Regions from separate parts of the Homo sapiens genome. Here all the other regions are linked to region 2. The links are chromatin contacts, found by Hi-C or POLR2A ChIA-PET in ENCODE. All regions are on one chromosome and are shown on one strand. Each heading gives the region's core, a stretch centred on a gene start or an enhancer-like site at or near the end of the contact. The rest is flanking DNA. Distances are from core to core; before and after follow the strand shown.

Evidence for each region. Hi-C counts contacts between places; a loop is a spot of excess contacts on that map. ChIA-PET counts read pairs that join two places held with the same protein, here RNA polymerase II (POLR2A). Pooled maps may share reads with other maps.
Region 1: a loop to region 2 is called in a pooled map, with 3 times the contacts of the local background. The contact joins the enhancer-like site here to the promoter of CHERP in region 2. A Hi-C loop is called at or near these places in 3 of 50 pooled maps. POLR2A ChIA-PET finds 5 or more read pairs at or near these places in 6 of 52 experiments (K562, WTC11, activated B cell and 3 more).
Region 3: a pooled map shows a loop between it and region 2 (5-fold over the local background). The contact joins the promoter of HSH2D here to the promoter of CHERP in region 2. A Hi-C loop is called at or near these places in 2 of 37 single-sample maps with no recorded cell type and 3 of 50 pooled maps. POLR2A ChIA-PET finds 5 or more read pairs at or near these places in 4 of 52 experiments (AG04450, activated B cell, activated naive CD4-positive, alpha-beta T cell and 1 more).

The regions. Positions count from the first base shown.
Region 1 is chr19:16,246,062-16,250,218 of GRCh38, forward strand. No RefSeq gene overlaps it. Among named protein-coding and RNA genes, the nearest start is that of AP1M1, 50 kb to the left of the region's middle. Within about 2 kb of position 1,695, at least 2 of the 41 ENCODE cell types and tissues checked have a DNase peak (open chromatin) inside an H3K27ac peak, as active enhancers do.
Region 2 is chr19:16,539,915-16,544,288 of GRCh38, forward strand. CHERP (calcium homeostasis endoplasmic reticulum protein) reads right to left here and starts at 2,523. Exons shown (of 17, transcript NM_006387.6): 1 at 2,440-2,523; 2 at 1,956-2,129. The coding sequence starts at 2,464. It also overlaps the pseudogene RN7SL146P. RefSeq lists silencers at 2,155-2,224, 2,235-2,424.
Region 3 is chr19:16,140,940-16,144,934 of GRCh38, forward strand. HSH2D (hematopoietic SH2 domain containing) reads left to right here and starts at 2,746. Exons shown (of 6, transcript NM_001382417.1): 1 at 2,746-2,835. RefSeq lists enhancers at 2,039-2,088, 2,187-2,881, 2,369-2,528, 2,609-2,868, 3,009-3,088 and 2 more.

The DNA of each region.
Region 1 (4,157 bases), core at 445-2,944, 290 kb before region 2:
TAGCCGGGCACAGCGGCATGTGCCTGTAATCCCAGCTACTCGGGAGGCTGAGGCAGGAGAATCACTCGAACCTGGGAGGCGGAGGTTTCAGTGAACCAAGATCTCACCATTTCACTCTAGCCTGGGCAACAAGAGCAAAACTCCATCTCAAAAAGAAAGAAATATATATGAGTAGATATTAAATGTGTACACATATATACATATATAAAGGCTAAAATAATGATCTAAGCCTCCATCTCAAGAAGTTAGAAAAAGAACAACAAAATAAATGTAAGAGCACAGAAAGAAGGAAATAATAGGGAGTAGATACAAAGAAAATGGAAAAGAAACACTCAATAAAGAAAATCAACAAAGTGAGTTTATTTAAAAAAAAATGAATGAAATTGAAAAACCGCTAGGGAAATTGATCAACATGAAAAGAAAGCACACATAGCTGTTACTGGAATTGGGTTGGGGGAGACATTACTATAGATTTAAAGACATTAAAACGATTAGAACAGGACACATGTCTAGGGTTGTGTGAGGTATTCACTTCCCAAGGGTAGAGAGCTTCTGCTCACCAAGCTGTGATCCCTGGCCTAGAGTTCCAGCCACATAGCGAGAAAGGGGTTTCTTTTTCTAATTCACAAAACACGATACAGGCTAGTGGACCCCCAAATAAAAGAATATTTAGAATAAAACCCTATCAAAAAAAAAAAACAATAGCTAGAACAGTATGAACAATGCTAGGGGCTGGGTGTAGGTGGCTCACGCCGGTAATCCCAACACTTTGGGAGGCTGAGGCAGCTGGATCACCTGAGGTCAGGAGTTTGAGACCAGCGTGGCCAACATGATGAAACCCCGTCTCTACTAAAAATACAAAAAATTAGTTGGGCATGGTGGCAGGCACGTGTAATCCCAGCTACTCGGGAGGCTAAGGCAGGAGAATCGCTTGAACCTGGGAGGCGGAGGTTGCAGTGAGCCGAGATCACGCCACTGCACTCCAGCCTGGGCAACAGAGTGACTCTGTCTCAAAAAAAAAAAACTACACTTGATCTTAGCCAAAAGGCCAAGACACGATAAAATAATAATAATAATAAATGATGCTAAGGAAAAGAGTGACTTGCTGAAGGACGTTGTCCCCATTATGTGTGCAAAGTTTAAAATTACATGAAACAAAATGATGTATTATTTATGGCCAAATAATAAAAGATAGAGCCATCATCAGCATGTCTGTGATGGCCTAAGACCATCTTTTAATAAAGATTGTAATTCAGGTCATTCCCCTCCCCTGCTCAAAATCCTCCCATGGCTCTCCAGTGCCCTCAGAGTAAAGTCCCCGCTCCCTTGTCCTCCGGGTCCAGCTGGTCCTCCTCTGGCTTCCACTCTCGCCTTTCCTCCCTCTTCACCTGCCACTCGCGCCTCTTTGCCCCAAGCTTGTTCTCACCTCAGAACCTTTGCAGTTGCCAGTGCCTTCTGTCTGGTGCACCCTTGCCTCCGCTGCCTCCTTGAAATTCATTGCTCAACTCAAGTGTCCCCTCCCCTCCAGCCACTCCAGCTTGTCGAAACATGCAGCTGTGATTTGTTCCACTTTTGCTGGCACACCCCTGGTCTGCCTAGAAGTTCCACAAGGACACCCCCGCCCCATCTGATTTGTCACTGCTGTGTCTCTAGGGTCCAGAGCAGTACTGCTCTGGGACTGGGATCTGGGGATGCAAGGCTCTGCCAGCCGTGACCACCAGGGGGCATCCACGGGTCAGAAACCACGGCTTGGAGACCCACCCGGCCAGGCCACAGAGAGAGGTGTGCGGGACAGGCCTGGGAAGAGGGAGACTCCAGCCCTCTCTGAACACAGCGACCCCAACACCACTGCTATCCTTCCTGAGGGTCCTCCCTGCAGCCTGATGGTGAAGATGAGGAAACTGAGGCTCAGAAAGGCCACAGGGGACGGGCGCGGTGGCTCATGCCTGTAATCCCAGCACTTTATCACTTGAGGTCAGGAGTTCAAGACCAGCCTGGCCAACATGGTGAAACCCTGTCTTTACTAAAAATGTCAAAAAAAAAAAAAAAAAAAAAGCTGGGCATGGTGGTGGGTGCCTGTAATCCCAGCTACTCAGGAAGCTGAGACAGGAGAATCGCTTGAACCCAGGAGGCAGAGGTTACAGTGAGCCGAGACCATGCCACTGCACTCCAGCCTGGGCAACAGAGTGAGACTCTATCTCAAAAAAAAAAAGCCACAGAAATGTCAAACACTCCTTCCCCCTCCTCACAGGACATTGACAGGGAAGCTACAGATGGAGGGTGGGTGGGGACGCTGGGGTCCCTGGCCTGGCTGGGAGGACCAAGTCAGGGCAGCCAGGCTCAGACTGACCCTGCTGTCCATGAGGAGCCTCAGCTCACACAGGCAGCCCAATCCCTGCCTGGGTTCAGCAGCTCCCATTGCACACATGGGGAAACTGAGGCTCAGAGACAGGCTGGAGCTGGACTCTGTACACCAGAACCCGGCAGGTCCTGCCACACCATTGCTGCCCAACGAATCCTCCCCAGCTGCCATCTGTGCTGGGGCTTGGGGACTCAGTGTGGACGACAGCAGGCGGGTGCCCCTCACCCACTTCCCACCAGTTCCCTATTCAATAGATGGAGAACTGAGTCTGAGCCCACCCAGCTTCATCCAGGGGCTACAAACTCAGACTACCCCCCACAAGAGGAAACGCCCAGTGGCCTGCCCCTGGAGTGGGTAGGGAAGCCCCGTGTTCAAAGCTGTGCCCCACAAACCTGGCTCCCCGTGCTGTGTGACCTTGAACAGGCTCCTTGCCCTCTCTGGGCCTGTTTCTCTGTCCACTGGGGGCCTCTTCATGCCATTTTGTTAGAAGAGTCTCTAAAAGAAGAAAAAGATCACTTGTCAACCAATTAAGAACTGCTCAGATGCTCTTTCTAAGCACTGAGGTTCTTTTACATGACACAAAGACCCTGATATGGCCAGTGCGCTGTTGTTTATTGAAATTGAGGTGAAATTCACATAACACATGGTTAACCATTTTATTTTATTTTATTTTTTATTTGAGACAGGGTCTCACTGTGTCACCCAGGCTGGAGTGCAGTGGTGCGATCACAGCTCACTGCAGCCTCGGCCTCCTGGGCTCAAGCGATCCTCCCACCTCTGAGTAGCTGGGACAACAGGCGCATGCCACCATGCCTGGCTAATTTTTGTAGTTTTGGGTAGAGACAGGGTGTCACTAGGTTGCCAGGGCTGGTCTTGAACTCTTGGGTTCAAGCGATCCTCCCGCCTCGGCCTCCCAAAGTGCTGGGCTTACAGGTGTGAGCCACCGTGCCCGGCTACAGTTAACCATTTGAAAGTGAACAATTCAGTGGCATTTAGGACATTTGCAATGTCGTGCAACCTCTGTCTGATTCCAGAACATTTCCATCACCCCAAAAGGAAACCCCGTCCCCATCAGCAATCACTCCTCATTCCTCTTCCCCAGCCCCAGGTAACACCAATCTACCTTATGTCTCTATGGATTTGCCTGTTCTAGGCATTTCATATCAATGGAATCTCACACTACGTGGCCTTTTGTGTCTGGCTTCTCTCACTCAGCATTGTGGGGATTTATTTGTTTGTTTGTTTGTTTTTTGAGACGGAGTCTCGCTCTGTCGCCCAGGCTGGAGAGCAGTGGCACGATCTCAGCTCACTGCAACCTCTGCCTCCCGGGTTCAAGCGATTCTCCTGCCTCAGCCTCCCAGGTAGCTGGGATTACAGGCTCCCGCCACCACACCCGACTAATTTTTCGTATATTTAGTAGAGAAGGGGTTTCACCACATTGGCCAGGCTGGTCTTGAACTCCTGACCTCAACTGATCCGCCCGCCTCAGCCTCCCAAACTGCTGGGATTACAGGTGTGAGCCACCATGCCCGGCCAACATCAGGTTTTTGAGGTTCACCCTTGTCACGGCATGGATCAGCGCTGCATTCCTTTTTACGGGTGCATAATATCCCACTGCATGGATAACTCACATTCTGTGTATCAGTTCATCTGCCAACAAAAATGAAGGCTGTTACCACCTTTCAGACATCATGAGCCATGTTATGAACTTTCACACACAAGTGTCTGTTTAAACACCTGCTTTCAATTATTCCCGGTATATACCCAGGAATAGACTCCCTGGATCATATGGTAA
Region 2 (4,374 bases), core at 1,273-3,772:
GGGCTCAAGCAACCCTCCAGCCTCAGCCTCTTGAGTAGCTGGGGGTACGGTGTGTGCCACTGTGCCTGGCAATACACACATAAACTCTCTCTCTGTTTCTTGTTCAAGAAACTGCCCCTTTGCAATGTTCTACTCTCTCAGCCTTTCAAGTTTTTGTTGTTGTTGTTGTTAGATGGAGTTTCGCTGTCTCCCAGGCTAGAGTGCAGTGGCACGATCTTGGCTCACTGCAACCTCCACCTCCCAGGTTCAAGCGATTCTCCTGCCTCAGCCTCCCGGGTAGCTGGGACTACAGGTGCCCACCACCATGCCTGGCTAATTTTTTTTGTATTTTTAGTAGAGATGGGGTTTCACCATGTTGGCCAGGCTGGTCTCGAACTCCTGACCTCAAGTGATCCGCCTGACTCAGCCTCCTAAAGTGCTGGGATTACAGGCACAAGCCACTGGGCCTGGCCTCCTTTCAAGCTGCTTTTTTTTTTTAGATGGAGTCTCATTCTGTCACCCAGGCTGGAGCGCAATGGTGTGGTCTCGGCTCAATGCAACCTCCAGCTCCCAGGTTCAAGCGATTCTTCTGCCTCAGCCTCTCCAGTAGCTGGGACTACAGGTGTGTGCCACCACACCTGACTAAGTTTTGTAATTTTAGTAGAGATAGGGTTTCACTATGTTAGCCAGGCTGTTCTCAGACTCCTAACCTCAAGTGATCTGCCCGCTTCAGCCTCCCAAAGTGCTGGGATTACAGGCGTCAGCCACTACGCCTGGCCTCCTTTCAAGCCTTTTCTTTTTCTTTCTTTCTTTTTTTTTTTTGAGATGGAGTCTTACTCTGTCACTCAGACTGCAGTGCAATGGCGTGGTCTTGGCTTACCGCAACCTCCACCTCCCGGGTTCAAGCGATTCTCCCGCCTCAGCCTCCCAAGTAGCTGGGACTACAGGCGCGGGCCACCACACCCGGCTAATTTTTGTATTTTTCGTAGAAACAGGGTTTCACTATGTTGGCCAGGCTGGTCTCAGACTCCTAACCTCAAGTGATCTGCCCGCCTTGGACTCCCAAAGTGCTGTGATTACAGTATGAGCCACTGCAACAGGCCTCCTTTCAAGCTGTTTAATCGAACACCAACTGTGTGTTATGTATTAAGGGACAATGACCTTGTACCTTAATACAAGACGAGCGTGTAGTCCCCTGAACTACACGCTCGCCGAAGCCAAACAGACCTTGTTTGGGTCATTGTACCTTAATACATAACACACAATTGGCGTTCGATCAAACAGCGGACAACCACCTCTCAATGTCCATCTACCTGGCAAACTCCTAGTTATTCATTTAAACAATCTAGAGACGGGGTTGGGTACTGAACGTGACAGATGTGATACCTGCCCTGAGCAGCCGCACCACCTGGTGACTATCCATTATTCAAAGGCCAGCTCTGCTTCCTAACTTTAAACTTCTTTAGAGCAGGACTGGAATCCTGTTGCCTAAATGAACGAACATTGATAAACACTTGCCAATAACTAAAACTCAGAGGGATAATTCTTTTTGATTTCTGCTGCAGGCATCTGAAATGCACAAAACCTTGCTGGACCCACAGGGAGACGGCAAAGGGGGCTGGACAGTGCCTGTCCCATGGACTCCCATCCGGCCTCTATCACTTCCTCCCTAGAAAACACTAAAACAATCACGCTACTCCTGCTAATCTCCGTCATCAGTCTGCAAAACAACAGCAAAATCCCTGATCCAGAGCCCAGGGGGGAGGATCGAAAACCTCGTTGTTCTCCATTACAGTGGCACCCAGCAGCCGCTCTGTGCAGGGCCGTGGGAACAGCGGAACAGGGATCGTGTGGACCGAGCTGCTCCACTTCAAAGAATAAACGACCCGAAAGAAAGAGGTTTGTGGCAGAGCCCGGACTGGAATCCGAGAAAGGAAGCGCTCGATGGGACGGCCTGAGTGCCGGAGGGGACTCACGCTGCTGCTGCTCCAGCGCCAGCTTGCACTTGTAGTAACTGTAGAATTCGCCTCCGAAAAGAAACGAGAATTTGGGGTTGTCCTTCTGCTTCTCCATAGTCATCTTCTCAAACTCGGGCCCATTGCGAGCCACGAACTGGGCGAGCTTGTCGATGACATTTCGAAGCTCCTGGTCTGGAGGACGGAGAAAAGGCCACGCGGGGCGTCAGCGAGGACCGCCCAAAGCCGGGGGACTCGGCGCCCCAGCCCCCGTCCGCCTTGCCGGGGACCCCAAGGGGGTGGGCCCCGAAGAGGCCGCCCTTGTACGGGTCCCGATAGGGGCCACACGCTCGCCGGGAATGCGGGGACCCACGGGAGAGGCCGCAGGCGAAGCCGCGAGGCCGAGCCCCGCCCCCTCCCAGACCCGGGGACTCCGGGAGGCGGGGCCGGCCAATAGGAGGTTCCGGGGAGAGAGAAACGGTCTCTCGGCCGGTTTGGGTCTCACCATCGGGGGGCAGCGGCATCTCCATGGCTCCGGCCGCGGGGAACGTCCTCCGGCGCCACACGATCGACCACCAGCGCCGTCTGCGGAAGCCGGCCGGAAGTGGCGCGAGGGAGCCGTTTACGGCGGGCTTCTAGGGCCGCTTCCGCCCGCCACTTACGGCCGTCGCTGGGAAACTCCGGAAGTGAGAGCGGGAGGCAGGCGGGAAGAAGCCGCGCGATGCCTGGCGCGCGGGAGGGGCTAGCGACGCGCACGCGCAGAAGTTTCCTGACACTTTCGCAGAGTGGGTCCCCGTCGCGCGGCGCCGCGGAAAGGCTGGAACGGCGCGGGTGGGTGTTAGTCGAGACCGGGGGGCGCGGGGCGTGCCCCTTGGTCGGCGTCGCAGCCCGATGGGCTGGCTGGTTGCTACCTCCGGGCGACCAGGGGCCTGGGGACTTCGTGCCTGGGCCAGGGTCTCTTTCCTTTCGCGGGCACAGTGAGGAGACTGCGAGGTGAGGTGCGTCCGGGTGGATCCCGGGCTGCGGCGACTGTCACATTCTCCCCGGCCAGACCGGAGGTGGAGCAGAACTGGGGGCGACGAGCTTGACTGGGATTGCAGCTGGACGTATTTAGGTTCAAAACATCCTCCTCCTGGCTTTCTTCCGCTCCACTCTTTGGTCAGGAAGACTGGGGCGGGGTACCCCCCAACCCATGCCCTCAAATTGCTGGCCTAGAGGGCACAGCGCCTTTCTAAAAGCTGCAGTTGGGTTGCCTCTAAAATAATGAAGCTAACCCTTGCTAATTGTGGGGAAAAGATAGCCAGAAGCAGCAAATTTCTGCTGTGGACGTCCGATATAAACTGATCCTCTTGAGATGGTTAATGCTTAGTTGGCTATACCTGCCCCCCGCCCCCGCCGCTTTTTTTTCCTTTATCCGTTTTTTTTTTTCTTTTTTCTTGAGACAAGGTCTTGCTCTGTGGCCCACGCTGGAGTGCAGTGTCATGATCATAGCTCACTAGCCCTGAACTCCTGTGCTCAAGTAATCCTCCCGCCTCGGCCTCCCAAAGTGCTAGGATTATAGGCATGAGCTACTTTACCCAGCCTGTTTTTTTCTGTGCAAATAAATGCACATGTATTTTAGATTAGTTTCATTTTTATTGTTAACAGCATTTTTCCACCAGATGCTTATGGATTGACAACTCTACATCAAGTGTTGCTGTAGGCTAGGAATCAACAAAACTTTTTGTATAAAAGGGACAGAAAGCAAATATTTTAGACTCTGCAGGTCAGGAGGCAAGATCAAGGATTTTTTTTTTTCTAAATGTCCTCTAGTTCATATTTTCTCATGAAGATCGAGGATCTTAATTGTTTGGTTTTTTTTTTTTTTTGAGACACAGTCTTGCTCTCTCTCGCCCAAGCTGGAGTGCAGTGGTGTGATCTCGGTTCACTGCAACCTCTGCCTCCCGTGCTCAAGCAATTCTCCTGCCTCAGCCTCCAGGGGAGCTGGGACTACAGGTGCGCACCACCACGCCCGGCTAATTTTTGCATTTTTAGTAGAGATGGGGTTTCACCAGGTTGGCCATGCTGGTCTTGAACTCCTGACCTCACATGATCTGCCTGCCTTGGCCTCCCAGACTGCTGGGATTACAGGTGTGAGCCACCCTACCCAGCCTTATTTAGGTATTTCTATAACCAGAAAGAAAAGTTCATAAAATTTTTGTTGGTGAAAATCAAAATATGATAACTGAGTAGTTTCTTAAATACAAGTTGCTACAGTTTGAATGTTTGTTCCTAATCCCCAGTGAAACAGTATTAAGAGGTGGAGCCTTTAAGAGGTGATTGGGTTATGAGGTCGTGCCATTCATGTGTTAATGGATAAATAGGTTATCATGGGAGTGGGACTGGTTTGGAGCTTGCAGTGAGCTGAGATTGCACCACTGCACTCCAGCCTGGGCGACAG
Region 3 (3,995 bases), core at 1,496-3,995, 400 kb before region 2:
TGCCCAAGGCAGCTCAGCCCATGAGGTCTGAGGCCCAAGCCAGAGTCTCCCCCAGGCAAACACAAAGGCCTTGCTTGAATTAAGTCACAACAAAGAGTCCTGATTCTCTCACTCCCAACTCATCTCCATGTGCTGTGCTGGAGAGTTGCCTCTCCTAGCATCTTCACATGATTAAGGAGGGCTATTATGCCCATTGCACAGATGCAGAACTGAGGCTCAGAGAGGCTGAGCAACTCACCTTAGGACACACAGCAGGTGAGTGAGAAGCAGGGCTCCACGTGTCTCCTGCTTAGACCTTGTTGACCACAGAGGGCAGACGAGGTGCTGCTGTTGCCGAGGAGGAGCAGGGGGGTGAGAGAGGCACCCAGGGTGAGCCTGGGGTTATCTAGCCCAGCTGGGCCAGGGCAATAGGCCCTTGGGGAGGCCCCCAGTAGGATCTGGGCCCTTTCTGCCTGAAAGGAGAGGAGGAAGTAGTTTTGTTTGTCTGCCTGGGGTACGAGCACACGGCCAGAGCTGGCCAATCTGTTAGGCACACAGGGCCTGCACCCAGGACCCAAGTGCTGTGTGGGACTTCCCAAAGGGCTTCAGCTTATTTAAAATCAGAAGAAAAAAAACTGAACATCCTAATAATAAATATACAATAAGGAATCCAGCCTGGACCACATCGGTCTTAATGCCAACACAGTTGTAAAATAGAATTTTAAGCTGGCACGGCGGCCCACACCTGTAATCCCAGCACTTTGGGAGGCTGAGGCGGGTGGATCACCTGAGGTCAGGAGTTTGAGACCAGCCTGGCCAACATAGTGAAACCTTGTCTCTACTAAAAATACAAACATTAGCCAGGCGTGTTGGTGGGCACCTCTAATCCCAGCTACTCAGGAGGCTGAGGCAGGAGAGTCACTTGAACCAAGGTGGGCGGATCGCTTGAGCCCCAGGAGTTTGAGACCAGCCTGGGCAACACAGCAAGATCCCATCTCCAAAAAAAATATTTTTTTAATTAGTCAGGTGTGGTGGTGTGTGCCTGTAGTCCCAGCTACTTGGGAGCCTGAGGCAGGAGGATCACTTGAGTCCAGCAGTTCAAGACTGCAGTGAGCTATGATCATACCACTGCACTCCAGCCTGAGTGACAGAGTGAAACTCTGTCTCTAAAATAGGTTAGTCAATTAATAAAAATATTTTAAAATATTTTATAATGGAGGAAGTCCTGGTGTGGACCTATGCGTGCCATGAGACCCCAGCCTGTCCAGGCTCAATTCAGTTTCAAGGCCTTTGTGCCTGCTCTTCCCTCCCCCAGCCTGGGCAATATAGCAAGACCCCATCTCTACAAAAAAATATACTCTTTCTGCACTACGCACTCCCCAAATCAAGATGATTCCTTCTCACCCTCAAATGCCCCTTCCTTCACGTCAGTTAGGTCACCTCTGTGGGTTTGTGCAACTGCTGTTCCCACTTCCTGTTTCCCCTTTGGATTTTTTTGTTTGTTTGGGGTTTTTTGTTTTTTTGTTTTGTTTTGTTTGGTTTTCGTTGGTTTTGTTTTGTTTGAGACGGAGTTACACTCTCGCTGCCCAGGCTGGAGTGCAGTGGTGAGATCTCAGCAAACCGCAACCTCCACCTCCCGGGTTCAAGCGATTCTCCTGCCTCAGCCTCCCAAATAGCTGGGATTACAGGCATGTGTCACCACGCCGGGCTAATTTTGCAGTTTTAGTAGAGACGGGATTTCTCCATGTTGGTCAGGCTGGTCGCGAACTCCTGACCTCAAATGATCTGCCCACCTTGGCCTCCCAAAGTGCTGGGATTACAGGCATGAGCCACCGCACCCAGCTGGTGTTTTTTTGTTTGTTTGTTTTGCGGGGGACAGAATTTCCCTCTGTCATCCAGGCTAAAGTGCAGTGGCGTGATCTCGGCTCACTGCAGCCTCTGCGTCCCTGGTCCAAGCGATTCTCTTGCATCAGCCTCCTGAGTAGCTGGGATTACAGGCACCCGCCACCACGCCTAATTTTTGTATTTTTAGTAGAGACAGGGTTTTACCATGTTGGCCAGCCTGGTCTCAAACTCCTGGCCTCAAATGATCCACCCGCCTCGGCCTCCCAAAGTGCTGGGATTACAGGCGTGAGCCACCGCGCCCAGTTTCTGTTCCCCCTTTGTTGCTTTTGTTTTTGTTTTGAGAAGGAGTCTCACTCCGTTGCCCAGGCTGGAGTGCAATGGTGCGATCTCTGCTCACTGCAACCTCCGCCTCCCGGGTTCAAGCAATTCTTGTGCCTCAGCCTCCTGAGTAGCTGGGATTACAGGCGTGCGCCGCCACACCCGGCTGATTTTCGTATTTTAATAGAGACGGGGTTTTGCCATGTTTGCCAGGCTGGTCTCAAACTCCTGACCTCAAGTGATCCGCCTGCCTCAGCCTGTCAAAGTGCTGGGATTGCAGGTGTGAGCCACCGCACCCGTTCCCCGTTCTCCCTTTGTAATGATGTCTCACTCCTCTTCACTGCTTGATAGATTATAGATGCCAGGAGTCAGGGGGCCTGCACCTGTCTCCGTGTCACCCCTGTGTCCTCCAAACAGCAGGCACACAGTAGGTGCTCAATAACAACTTGCTGGGGGCAAGACAGGAGCAAGCTGTCTCTGCACCTGTGGCACCAGATGCTTTGTTGGACTGCAGACAGGGTGACTTGAGCTGTCCTTGTTCCGCCCCCAGGGCTCACCTGCTTGAGGAAACAGGAACTGCCTCGGGGCAGCCAGCCCCGCCCCATTGACGTGCAGACCTTGAATCGAAACCCAGGCTCCTGCAGGCACTGGCACAGCTACAGCGAGGGCCTCGGCCATCCAAGGGTCTCCCAGGTATGTGACCCAAGAGCCTCAGCCCTCGAGGAGACAGAACGTGGGGGCTGGGCTAGGCCAGAAGGAGGGACAGGGCTAGTGGGGCCTGGGGTGGCAGGAGGGATTTTCTAGGGGCATGGGGGAGAGCTTCGTGGAGGAGGGGGTATTTGTGGTGACCACAAATGGAAAATGGAGCTGGAGTTAGGGAAAAGGGGGTCTTGGCAAGACAACAGCATGAGCAAAGGTATGGAGAGGCAAGAGAGAGAGAGCAAGGATGTCTTTAGGTCTAGAATGTGGGTAGCGGGGAAGTAGAGGAGGCTCCCAGGCCAGGGTCAGGAGCTTGAATTTGAGCATGCGGTCTTTCATCACTAGATAGCTGTTCACCAGCAAAGACCCTTGCACCCTCCTCTGTGCCAGGCCAGCACCAGGACACAGAAAAAAACAACAACACAGGAACCTAGCCCTAAGCCCTGATCCCTAGGAGGCCCTCAGGCTGGTGGAGACAGAGCAAGATAAAGACACTCTAGCTCCATGGAGTCATGGCTGGACCAGAGAGAGGAACAGGGGGGAACGTTGGGGACAGAGAGGGGTGCCAGGGTGTTGTCTGGGGGGAGATGCAGGAAAGCTGCCTGGAGGAGGGGACATTTTTACTGGGTTTTGAAGGATAAATAGGAGCTCTTCCAAGTAAAAAAAAAGAATAAGCCTGTAAACATTACCCCATGATAGGTCACAACTGGATTCATGAATATTGTATATATATCTCTATATATACACAGTGCTAGCTAAACTTTCCTAGGTAAATATCATTATTCCCAAATTAAAGACAGAAATACAGGGACAGAGAGCCATTAAGTGACTTATCTGAGGTCACACAGCGGCTAAGTGGGCGAGCTAGGGTTTGAACCCAGGCCATCTGGGTCGAATTCTAGGCTCTTTTTTTTTTTTTTTTTTTTTTTTGAGACGGAGTCTTGCTCTGTCGCCCAGGCTGGAGTGCAGTGGCTCGATCTCAGCTCACTGCAAGCTCTGCCTCCCGAGTTCACGCCATTCTCCTGCCTCAGCCTCCCAAGTAGCTGAGACTACAGGCGCCCGCCACCACACCCAGCTAATTTTTCGTATTTTTAGTAGAGACGGGGTTTCACCATGTTAGCCAGGATGGTCTCAATCTCCTGACCTCGTGATCT